2 separate regions of the Mus musculus genome follow, and region 2 is linked to region 1. A link is a contact called in ENCODE Hi-C or POLR2A ChIA-PET data. All regions are on one chromosome and are shown on one strand. The core of a region is the stretch at or near the end of the contact, and the rest is flanking DNA. Distances in the headings are between cores, read along the strand shown.

Region 1 (5,791 bases), core at 890-3,389:
GGGCAGGCTTCTGGGGCAATGGCTTTGGGAGATGGAGAATCCAAGGAGAATTCTAGCTAGCCCGGCTGACTTGCCAGAAGTCCCGCCCAGGCCCTTATGCACCTGGTCTTGTTTGGAGTGATTCACACTTGCCTGGCTAACACAGGAGGGAGAGAGCTGGGATGAAGCCACTTCATCTTACTAATGATGCTCAGCCAAGGAGGGGGAGGGAAGGGGAGAGTGTTAGATTTTTACCTTCTCTCATTTAAGTTGTGAGGGAGAAACTAAAACAGGTGTTGGTGTGTGAACAGACTGACACTGGAAAGAGTGCTCTAACACGGGCTGCTTAGCTTTGAGAACTCATGGAAGAAGGAACACCAGAAACAGAACTTCCCTTAATCCCTCTTCTACGTAAACTCAGCTCAAGTCTCCATGTATTTTAGAAATCCCTGGTTAAACAAAACAAAACAAAACAAAACTGGTGTCACTAGCTACAGGGTAACCCTGAAACCTGTCCATCTCCCAGTGTGTTCCACACACAAACACCCTCATTTCATGGAAAGACGTTCTGAGCTGAACTTTCTACTTTTAGATCCCCAGGACGAACTGTTCGAAGGACAAGGTGGAAAGGAGTTACTTTCATAGGAACGGTGACCTTTCTTTCCCCATTCCCCACCCCACTCCATGAAAATCCCACTGATATCAAACCATAGCACTCCTTACCCCATAAAAATCCTCTTTATTTATAGACTCTATAAAAGCTTTTTAAGTCTCCTGTTTCTCAAGAGAGCTCTGGAATGTCAGTCCACTGCCCTAATTCTAGCCCTCCCTTCTCTCTAACCCTGGGAGTCTAAGACTGGGAGTCCCTGCTACCACGTGTCTAATCTTTTAAATGTTCCCTGAGTAGGACTCAGGCTCCCCCTACTGTTCAAATAAGAGAAGTTCCTAGTTTCCGTTTGGGAATAAAGATACCTTTCTTGATTTCCCGTTTCCTTGACTTCCTTGACTTTGCTAGAATAACTAACCAGATTAGAAGTCAGAGATGCACAGGAATACACAAGATGGGAAAAGGAGCCCCAGAATATAAGAAACAACTGGTAAGAAACAAGCCCTTAAAAGATCATAAATGACGATCAGGTGAAGACTAAATGCCTTCAAAGCCTGACCAATGTTTCAAGTCCCACTAGAAGCAGATAACTGGATATGATAGCCTTCCTCACCCCAATATCCCAGAATTAATACCTGAGGTAGCTCAGGTGAAGTCCGGGGCTCCCGTGAGTCTCCACCTCCACATCACTGCTGGGTTCTGAACAAGAAACAAAAAAACAAAAAACGGAGATTTGAGTAGAACAAGGGAAAAACGTGAAAGGGATATGATGTGGTTTTCATACACTGGAATGAATTCTGACAAAAAGCTAAGAGCTTTGTGGCTTTTAGGCTCCCTTAAGAGGTCAAAGTGAACGTCACCTATCACAAGGAGAAGTCCCTATTAAGAAGGATAAGGGCTAGAACCGACCAATAAAAATTGGGAAGCTGAACTAAAAAACAAAACAGTTCCTGGTGAGGAAGGTTAGCGGAGCTTTACCTCAAGATGAGAAGGATATGGGGTTCAGAATCCGATCTAGGGTTGGAGTTCGGAACGCCAGCCAAACCTGAAAGCTGGACAAGGGCAACAACTGACTAGTGTCAGTGGGAAGGCGAGACTAGACTCGGGGGCGGTGATTACGACCATCCCCCAACACCCTAGAGTTCACGAAAAGTCCTACGAGTTTCCCTGGAAGTCTTCTGGCTTGGCCGGCTCCGCGATGCGGTGCCAGCACTCAGCGGTGGACCAGGTGACTGGGACACTGAGGAAGTGAAAGGGGAGGGGGGCTCGGGGTGACATCAGGCGGAGGGATGGGCAGGGCTGTGACGTCACGGGGCTGGCGTTTGCTTGGGAAGCGAGGTCAGTGAGAAAAGGGGCTCTGTCCTGGGTAACGAGGAAGAGCCAGGTCGGTTCCGGGGGGTTTGGGGGAGGCTCGTGTGGCCGGGCAGAACCCAGTCGCTGGGCCATCCCCGACTCCTCCCCTCCGGGCGCGGCCTCCACCTAAGTCTCCCGCCTCCCTCACCTGCCGCCGCCGCCGTAGTTGCTGCTGCCGCCTGCCGGTCCTCTAGCTTCGACAAAGAGCCGCCCACCCTACGGTTCTTCCGCTTCCTGCGGAAGAAAGAGACGCTCTAGCTACCAGACCCGGAAACACACTCTATGGTCCAACTTGCGTGCTAGTAGGCGCAGGAAGCTCCCAACAAGCCTTGCGCATCACCATGGTAACAGGACTCCGCCGGACCCGGAACTCCGCTCAGCGTCAGGTTCTACGCAGTGGTACCCCCAAAACGTAGGAGTGGCGCTGTGAACGCACCAACTCTGTAACTTAACCTCGGGCGCACACTCAACCGGCTCCAGCCAGATCAAACACCCAAACTATGTCGCCTATACAGAAACACACTCGAGTCCCCACCCCAAGGAACCGCAAAAAAACACGTAACAGCAGTTTGATTCTTCAGCTGACTGCAAGAGGGTTTATTGTACACGAGCTACACTTGGCCACAAGAGAACAGAGCTAGTCCAGAGTGCCGGGGGTCCAGGGCAGAGGGACTGTTTTGGTTGTAAGAAAGGCGGTCATTTCTCCAGGCGATCGCGGCGAGGTGACGTTCCAGGTCTACTGAGACTCATTACCGATGGCAGCACACAGTCCGATAGCTTGTCCCGGCCCTCAGCATCCCTCACTTCTGCTCCTGCAGGCGTCGTAGGTGCACGGGCTGGCTTACTTGGACCTCTGCCTCATCTTTCTTCTCTTGCGCTTCAGCCTGGAATGGAAGGCACACAAACCTGAGTTTTTTTTTTTTCCTTTGCACATCTATCAATACGTACACTTAGTGCACGAGTACAAGAGACGATGAGATTAACAAGCACCAGCTCTGCTGTACTGGGCGGCGACTCCTGCTTCCTTCCCGCCAGATATTTTCTTCCAACCAAATATCCCACACCGAGCTTGCCCCCACTGCCCCAAGGTAGTCTTGAAAAATTAAACGTACCTGCGCATTCTCTTCTTCCGCCACTAAAAAAACCCGATCATGTGAGGAGACAAAAAAGAATGTTAGAGACAGGCTTGTGCAAGGCCATGAAACTGCTCAGAACACAGGGCTTGACAAAGGACACCGGTTCAGTTTTAGAGCCGAATCCCTCATTTTCCCACCCCATCTTTTCTTCAGCAAGAATTTTAAGCCTCTCCCTGACTGCGAACACCCGAGGCAAACCGTCTGGAAGCCCGCAGAGGAACCATGGCGGGGACTAGGTGCCCGATTCACCACCTAAGAGCCGCTCACCTTCGCTCTCATGGCGCAGGAGTCTCTAGAGAGAAAGAGGGAAAAATGCCGTTAGCCCGCTGTGATGATAGTGAATGTGGAGGTCGGATGTTAACGGATTGCACTGGAAACCCGAACGCCAGAAAACCCCGCGACTAACCAAGGAAGATGGCGCTAAGACCGAGAGGGCGGAGAGGGAGGCCTACTGCTATTTAATGGCGTGCTCGGTGTCGTCACTTCCGAGCCGGCCCGTGTGTCGTCCCTTAGGGCGGGGCTGCTCGAGACAGCGACTTCCGGCTGCCTTACTAGAGTGCGTGTTATCAAGCCCCACCTTTCCGTCTATTTTAAGGATATTGTATTATTTCAACACCAGCACCTGTTTCCAGTATGGGACTGAGAAAAAATAGGCGGGGAAAAAAAAAAAAAAACCACTCCGTCTTCTCCCTCGTTGCTTCATGGGAGTTGTAGTTTCTTGGTAAACACTTCCATTTACTACTATTAATAGGTGTGGCTTGTAGTAAAAATTACTAGTTTTGCCCTGGCTTGATGACGCACGCCTTTATTACCAACTCCTGGGAGGCAGATGGATCTTTTTTTTTTTTTAAGTAAAAAAAAAAAAATGTCTTTAATCAGAAAGGATTTCTATTTCCTCACCACAAATACATTAAAGTAAAAAAAAAAAAAAAAAAAAAAAAAACACACACACACACACATAAAACATACATTTATACAAATTGGGAATCAGGGAAAAGTAGCAGAGCCTGGGTTAGGGCTGAGGATCCAGAGCAACTGGGGGATAGCTAATCATCTGTGGCTCTGGGTGTCCTTTAGTCATCTGTCTGTGGTAGGCAAGACAGGCGGACAAAGGATGCAACTCCAGTCTGATGGCAGTGTTACTGGCAAACTGTGGCAACGAGGCTCCTCGCCAGGCAATTTCTTCAGATCACCAGAGACGACAGGAGACAGTAGAGTTGGTGGGACCGGAGTGCCCGGGGCAGAATGGGTGAAGGGCTGTCCTCCTTTCTGGAGGACAAGGATGACACCAATGCTGGCTCCAGTGCCTATGGGGCTGTGGCCAGATGGAGCCTTGGGAACTGAGGGGAGGGTTACAAATTGGAGTGCTATGAATCCAAGTGAGGTTCATAGCTGGCCATCCTGTGAGATGCCAAGGATGCTTTGGTTTCAAAACTAAATGTCCCAGCTGTGTTTGGCCCATCTTCTCTAGGAGAGGTGCAGGAAAAGCAGCCCCCGGGTCACTGTGGTGACTGGAAAAGTGCTTGCTTATCTGGTGCCTGCTACTTCCTGAGGATGATTTCTGGGCAGCTATGTGAGGAAACCAAGTCTTTAACATCCCTTCCACCTGCAGCAAGGTTCCTAGATAACGTTCTCCCATCTGAGGCTTCTGTAAAACACCCACTATGCGCTGGATCCGGTCCATGGCCACACTCTGTTGGAAGCTACTTAATCCTCTGTCAAAGCGACCCATCTTGAGTCCATTCAGTAGGTCTGTGAGGGGCCCTATGAACCCTTGGAGTTCTTTACACTTTTGAGCAAAGAGCAGATCTCCCTCTGTAGTACATCCTTGGGTGTTCAGACTCATCTCCAGTTCACCGTCTCTTGATCTCTTGACTTCAGATCCTTGCTGTTCCAGATGCGGTGCTGTATGTTGGTTACTAGAAACCCTGGGTCGATGTCTGCAGCGGACAGGGCCTGGACTGGGCCTGGAACCTCCTCTCTGACCCACAGTGTCTGGCCTGAGCTCACGGGTGCCCTTGCCCTCCCTCTCGTTATCAGAAGGGAAGCTAAAGTCACTGTTCACAGGGGACATAGAAAATGATGGGGAGAGGGAGGAGGAGGAATAAGAAGAAACACTAGATGGAGAATCCATAGGTCCAGGAGCAGGAGAGGGGCTGAAGAGCAGCTCCCGTAGTACCAAAGATCAGAACCTGGGTCTGTCGGCTCAGCCCCGGTCAGTAGGCAGCTTCTTCACTGTCTGACTAGATGGATCTCTTTGAATCCAGTGTACAATAATGAGAACCTGCCTAAAATAAGTAAATACATAAACAAAGAATTCCTATTTATCACTTATGTTTGACCCGTCTGCCATCCCCCAGTTAGACTGTGTCAGTCAACCTCAGAATTTCTAAAAGATTTAAGATTTGAGAGCTTGGAAGTGGTGGTGCACTTTTTCCCGAGGCAGAGGCAGGAGGATCTCTGAGTTCAAAGCCACCCTGGTCTACATCATGAGTTAATAGCCAAGGCTACACAGAGAAACCCTGTTTCGAAAAAAAGATTTAGAAACCAGAGGATGTAAAATGGCAATCAGAAAGCTTTCATACTACAAAAAGACATAGTCATGGTATTTTGGTTTTCAGCCGTTATACCTAGCAAAAATTTTTTTAATTGTGTCTGTTGGTATGAATGTAAGGACATGCAGGTACCAGCTGAGGCCTGAGGAGGACATTGGATA
Region 2 (6,616 bases), core at 2,099-4,598, 260 kb after region 1:
CCAGCAGTGCCAGCCCCATCAGTCCGCCGACCGGCACCCAGGCTGAATGCGGCTGGTAGATGGGTTCAGTACCCAATAAGGTTCCAACACCCAGGGTCAGACCTAGCAGGAGACCGGTCAGAAAGAGCCCGACACTGCGGACCAGCATGGTGACCAGGCCGCAGAGGAGTCCGATGCCCAGTGCTATGCCTGCGCTCACCTCCAGGCTCAGCTGTGTCTCTAGCACCCGCTCTTTATGGCACAGGAGGAAGATCACCAGGGCTCCTGACAGCAGACCCGAGAGAAACATCACTGCCTTGAAGCAGCGGTAGCCTGGGGAGGGAGGCAGGAGGCATTGAGATACAGAAAGGGGGTCCTACGTATTGGGAGAGGAACAGCTAACCAGGGAGCAGAAGCCAGGTACAGCACACCGTGGCAACCTCAAGGAAAGGGGAAAGAGAAGTGTAAGCCCAGTGATAGAAGGAGGGAACTCAGAAATTCCGAGGGGATAGGTAGAGAAACCAGGAGGCAGAGTGGATGCACTGTGGGAAAAAAGCAGGACAGCATCTAGGTCCTCTAGGTACATGGGAAATCACCACAGACTGATTCAGATTCTGGGGAGAGTTGAAATCTCCGGTGGGAGGGATAAACTAGGAATGGAATTCTGAGGTAGGAGACAGAGGAAAAGCCCATAACGGAGGCAGAGGTGAGAGCCAGAGGGTACGGTACGGGCAAACAGAATAATGGGAAGCTGGGAGAGGCAGGATGGAAAATTCTGAAGGTAGGCATCTCCTAACAGAGGAGGTGAAGTGGCCTGGGAGCGAGGAAGACATTTGGCATCATTCTTGAGGGTAGCAGTGTTGGGAAGCTGCCCCTGCCCCCCACCCCATCCCCAGGCCCTGCCCTTTCTCACCAAAGCAGCAGTAGATGATTCCGAAGCAGCAGCAAAGGGCACACACAAGGGCAGGGGCCAAGTCGAGGCTGTCCTGGGGTTCCAAGACACATCTCGGGGCTGGGGGCTCTGGGAGTTGTTGGTTAAAGGGCCTTGGGTGAGATGTTATAGTCAGAGGCAATGAGGCTTTTTCCATGGTAGAAGAGAAGGTGGTCACAGAATGGAAGGTTAGAGAAATCTCCTTTCATCCATCCATAGCTAACTGGCAGGGGCTGGTAAACCTGGAAGAGAATAGAAAGCAGAAACCACAAATCTTGGGGATTCTGTACTTCCATTTCTTTTGAAAAAATGACTTGTTCCAACTAAAAAGCAATTCCTCTCATCTGCAGTTGGAATTCAATACTAAGCCCGGTTGAACCAGACCGAGTAGGGTTAATAACGTGGGAGAGGAAGGAAGAGGAGAGGATGAGTCACCTTAGGGTCTCAGAACAACTGCTTACCACCCTGAAGGGCTGAGGAGAGCAAAGGGGTGGGATTGCTTCCTTAGACCTCCAGCTTCATCCAGCTCCCAGAGGTCCTAGGCACGGGGGTGGCCATCGGCTCCCCAGGCCTGGAGTTGCTCTCTAAACTCCTGAAAGTCGGAGCCCAAAACCTGTAAGCTAAATGCAACCCCCAAGGAAGAAAGGGAACAGACATTTAAAAGTTTCAAATAAGGACTTAAAGAGTCACCCAGTCAGCCTCTGTCCGGATTTTGAAGTCTTGGCTTCATGCCGAGATGGAGTGGTTGGGGAAAGCCGAATACAGCCAGTCCAAATCCCATCGCCCTACATGGAGTAAGCAGGCGCCTTGCCCACAGATAATCTCCTCACATCTTGGTATCCACTTGCTACTAGCCTCAGACTCACACGGGAATTGTTCCACCCACCCTCTCATCCAGGCACGCCTGGGCTGCCAATGGGATTTGATGCTGATCCTGAAGGATCACTGACGATGAGAGGTTGGCATTGCGGGAGTAGGGTGGTGCGGATGCACTTTCCTTCTGCCGTCTTTAGGGTACTGAGGCTGAAGGACTGGAGACCTCCCGGGGCTCTTCTCAATCGCTTAAGAGTTTGGGACGCAAAACAAGGAGAGACCAGGAAGGGTGTTAACTACTCACCACCCTGCAGGGCTGAGGAGAGCAAAGGGGTGGAATTGCTTTCCTAGACCTCCAGCTTCATTCCAGCCCAGAGGTCCTAGGCACACGGGTGGCTGTTGGCCGCAGGCACCCCCTTGGGCTACTGTGCTCTGTTGCTCCCTAAACTCAGGCAAGTCGGAGCCCAAACCCAGGGAGCTAAATGCAATTAGCTTGGGGGCGGGGGTGTGTGTGGGGGAAGGAGACAGGGAGTGTGTATGGGGTGGGGGGGGGGGAGGATGACATCACGGGGCGGGCCCCCTCAATCTTTACCTCTGTCTGTGGGGGAACCCAGGCTACCCACTTCTCTAATCTAGGAGGAGGGACGCCCCCTAACCATAGCAATGAAGAGTTTTGTGACGCCCATCAAGACTAAGACGGAAGGTCTCTGAATGCTAAGGAGATTAATTACCAACTTAACGTTTTCAAAGCCCAAATAGGGTCCCAAAGCACCCGCTGGTCCAACTTGGTTTCTTCCACTTCCCAGAGAATTGGAGTATTGTCTTCTGGGGAACCGGGTGGTCGGGAGCCGGAGAAGGGTTTTTAACTAGTGCTGGGTGGGGGTGTTCATGGGTGGAAAAAAAAACTTGTGGAGCAAGACGGGCCTGGCAGGGACACTGGCAGAACTGTAAGGCTTTAAAGGAGTGCAGACGAGAGGTTCCATCAGGGTCTGCGTAGGGGTTGGGGAGCGTGCTGGCTTCGACCCAAAGCTTACTATGTAAATGAGATGCAAAGCAGCACGCAGATGAGTGCGGGGTTCTGTTACGCTGGACTAGGTTCTGAGCTCCGTGGAACCAGGTACCCCTAGCCGCATTCCCTGGCCCGGCCCTTACGCCGCGTTCACAGGGGGCGGATCGGCGGCGTGGAAGCTCGCCAGTTGGGTCCAGGAGAAGTGTCGCGTCTCTTTAGGGGGCTAGCTAGTCCGGGACACACACTTCTCCGCAACCTCTTGGCTGGACAGCCGACAGGGAAGGGTCTGGGCGAGCAGGGTCGCTGGCTCCTCTGCGTGCCCTGGGTGTCTGTCTGCACGCCAAAGACGGTGTGTGCTTCGGCAGCCGCCCTTCATCTCCGTTTCAGCAGCGACGACGAGGAGTACAGTTCGCAGGCTTCAGCTCGCTTACGGCGGGACCTGCGTGGAGGCGGAGGGCCCTTTAAGGGGTGGGGCCGGATGCTCTAGCACCGCCTCCTCGATTGACTCCGCGCCCGCCGCGCAAGTGAGAGCCTCGGCTAAGCGCTTTTCTCTTCCCTTCGCGACCTTTTCCCCCCCCCCGGTGACCCCGGAAGTGGAAGTAAGCGGCCGTGGCGGGGACGGAAGGCGGAAGCGGAGCGTGAGCGGGAGGCGGAGCCGGGGGAGCTGCTCCTGTAGCTCCCCCTGGCAGCTCCCCCTGGCCTCAGGCGCAGCTGCTTGAGGAGGGAGGAGTTACCGCTGCTGCTCGGTACGTCGCCTTCGCCCCTGGTACCCCGTCGGTGGGTTCTCGGGTAATCTTTTGCAGGGGCACCTCGAAGCTCCGCCCTCAGCTTTTCCTCTAGCCCTGCACGGTCCCCACCCTTTTCTGACAGATTGCGGCCTCCCTCTTTCAGGCAGTCTTTTTTTTTTTTCCTAAGAGTTACCCCCCCACCCCCCCGCCGCCCCGACCACACCCTTTGCGGCACCCCCCCTCCCCCCCATTTCTCAGATTGAAGATTGTTAGCTTCTTGGAGGAAGAAGAAAAAAAAATTAAGATTTCGGGAGTAAGGGGGTTTCTGAGGTCCGGGTTGGTGCAAGCAGGTTTGTGGTCTGCCTAACTCACGTTTATTGTTAGGGATAGCGAATTTGAGCTAACACTGCCTGGGGAGTGGGTACATTGAATATGTCATTTTGAGATTGTTTAACTCTTGGTTCTATCCTTGACCATTCCCAACTTGATATCTTTGTTACAGGCAATGATGGCAGTGACCTAAAATCCTCAGGAAGCCCGGGGTCATGGCCCAGAAGCACCCGGGAGAAAGAAGGTTGTGTGGAGCCCACCGCAGTGGTGGTACCTCCCTCAGTACATCAGGATCCTCTGTGGACCCCGAAATACTTTCATTCTCAGGACTCAGGGACTCAGCAGAGACTGCTCCTAATGGTACACGATGCCTCAAAGAGCACTCCGGCCCTAAGTACACACAGCCTCCAAATCCAGCCCACTGGTCAGATCCAAGCCATGGTCCTCCAAGGGGTCCAGGACCACCTAGAGGAGGAGGCTACCCTGATGAGAGCGAGACAGGTTCAGAAGAGTCAGGAGTGGACCAGGAACTCTCAAGAGAGAATGAGACTGGGTACCAGGAGGATGGGAGTCCTTCTTTTCTTTCCATTCCATCTGCTTGTAACTGCCAGGGAAGCCCTGGAGTCCCCGAAGGAACTTACTCCGAGGAAGGAGATGGCTCTTCTAGCAGCCTTTGCCACCATTGCACCTCTCCAGCCTTGGGGGAAGATGAAGAGTTGGAAGAAGAATATGATGATGAGGAACCTCTTAAATTTCCCAGTGATTTTTCACGTGTGTCCAGTGGAAAGAAACCCTTGTCCCGGAGGCAGAAGCACCGTTTTCTGATCAAGGAGGATGTTCGGGATAGTGGACGCAGAGAACCCAAGGCCCCAGGTCGTCATCGGCTGGCCCGAAAAAGAAGTCAGACAGATAAGCGCAGAGGCCTGGGACTGTGGGGAGTAGAGGAACTATGTCAGCTTGGACAAGCAGGCTTCTGGTGGCTGATTGAACTTCTGGTATTGGTGGGAGAGTATGTGGAAACCTGTGGCCATCTCATTTACGCATGCAGGAAGCTGAAAGGCAGTGACCTGGACCTTTTTCGAGTCTGGGTGGGGGTCTGGGCCAGGAGACTGGGGGGCTGGGCCCGCATGATGTTCCAGTTTCTAAGCCAGAGCTTCTTCTGTGTGGTGGGGCTGCTCATCCGTATTCTTAGGGTAGTGGGTGCTTTCCTACTCCTGGCTCTCGCCCTCTTTTTGGGATGTCTACAATTGGGCTGGAGGTTTTCGGTGGGACTGGGCAACCGGTTAGGCTGGAGGGATAAGACCGCTTGGCTGTTCTCTTGGCTGGGTTCTCCAGCCTTGCATCATTGCTTGACTCTGCTGAAAGATAGCAGGCCATGGCAGCAGCTGGTAAGGTTAATACAGTGGGGCTGGCAGGAGCTGCCCTGGGTCAAACAGAGGACTAAGAAACAGGGCAATGCACCTGTAGCTAGCGGGCGATACTGCCAGCCTGAAGAGGAAGTGACCCGACTCTTGACCATGGCTGGGGTTCCTGAAGATGAACTAAACCCTTTTCATGTGCTGGGGGTTGAAGCTACAGCATCCGACACTGAACTAAAGAAGGCCTATAGGCAGCTAGCAGTAATGGTGAGTATCCTTTGCTGCTTCCTGTTGCTCTTTCCCCATATTTTCTGTTCCAGTTTTTAGGGAGTGTAGAGTCAAGGGAAGGTGAAGGATTTCCTTTCTTTGTTTTGTTTTTGAGTTAGGGTTTCACCTTGTAGACAGACTAACCTGGAACTCATGATTTCTCCTGGCTCCATCTGTGAGTGCTGTGACTTACAGGTTTTGCCACTATACCTAGCTAAGGGTAGCATTCTTGGGAAAGAGTTATAAAGGCGTTTCTCTGACTAGGAATTTGACTTTTCTCCATCTTAAGTCTTTTGTCGTAAGGTCTTTTTTGGGGGGAGGGGGTGTAATATAAAAGGAAGGGTTGGACTTACTCTGCAGCAGCTAAGTGCAGCTCCTTTCCTTAGGGTCGGGAAGAGCCTAGTCAGACAGCCCCTTAGTTGCTATCACCTGAACAAAGGGATATTTGTTTTGTTTTGGGACATGGTTTTGCAGACTAGCTCCAGCTAGCTTTGAATTTGTGATCTTCCTGCTTTTGATTGGGAAAGGCTGGGCTCACACATACAGCACCATGAATGGTAAGGGAGGAATTTAAAGAAAATATCTTTTTTTCCCCTTTTTTTAAAGATTTATTTTGTTGATATGAGTACACTGTCGTTGTCTTCAGACACACCAGAAGAGGTCATCGGATCCCATTACAGGTGGATGTGAGCCACCATGTGGTTGCTGGGAATTGAACTCAGGGCCTCTGGAAGAGCAGTCAATGCTCTCAACCACTGAGCCATCTCTCCAGCCCCCAAGAAACTTTTTATTGATTCTTTGTGAGTTTCACATTCTGTGCCCCAGTCCCACTCATATCCCTGTGTGCTCTTGAAGCTTCTCACCTAAAACACACCACATGCGCGCGCGCACACACACACACACACACACACACACACACACACACACGCACACGCACGCACGCACGCACGCACGCAAGCACGCACGCATATGCACGCACACGCACCCTAAACAAAACAAAGCATGGAAAATGTCTTGTCATGGAAGTTGTAGTGTGTTGTTCACAGTGTCCCACACTATACACCTCCAATCACACATCTTCACTTGGAAAAGTTCATTGTAGTGAGTTTGGTTTGAGGTCTCTGGCTTTTGTGACACCACCAATATTGAATCCTCACCGGGATCCTTCTGGTTATCCTGTCACTTGGTGTCATGAGGATCC

What was found. Hi-C counts contacts between places; a loop is a spot of excess contacts on that map. ChIA-PET counts read pairs that join two places held with the same protein, here RNA polymerase II (POLR2A).
Region 2: a loop to region 1 is called in a map of heart, with 2.0 times the contacts of the local background. The contact joins the promoter of Dnajc14 here to the promoter of Zc3h10 in region 1. A Hi-C loop is called at or near these places in 1 of 37 maps with a recorded cell type or tissue (heart). POLR2A ChIA-PET finds 5 or more read pairs at or near these places in 3 of 5 experiments (Patski and embryonic stem cell).

Annotation. Positions count from the first base shown.
Region 1 is chr10:128,545,607-128,551,397 of GRCm38, forward strand. Zc3h10 (zinc finger CCCH type containing 10) reads right to left here and starts at 2,140. Exons shown (of 3, transcript NM_134003.2): 1 at 2,088-2,140; 2 at 1,222-1,285. Rpl41 (ribosomal protein L41) reads right to left here and starts at 3,562. Exons shown (of 4, transcript NM_018860.4): 1 at 3,482-3,562; 2 at 3,343-3,367; 3 at 3,052-3,074; 4 at 2,504-2,823. The coding sequence starts at 3,354. The coding sequence ends at 2,781. It also overlaps the pseudogene Gm9176.
Region 2 is chr10:128,802,206-128,808,821 of GRCm38, forward strand. It overlaps Dnajc14 (DnaJ heat shock protein family (Hsp40) member C14), which reads left to right and starts at 3,349. Exons shown (of 7, transcript NM_001359825.1): 1 at 3,349-3,478; 2 at 3,963-5,415. The coding sequence starts at 4,006. It overlaps Tmem198b (transmembrane protein 198b), which reads right to left and starts at 2,242. Exons shown (of 5, transcript NM_178066.3): 1 at 2,028-2,242; 2 at 893-1,152; 3 at 1-312. The coding sequence starts at 1,067.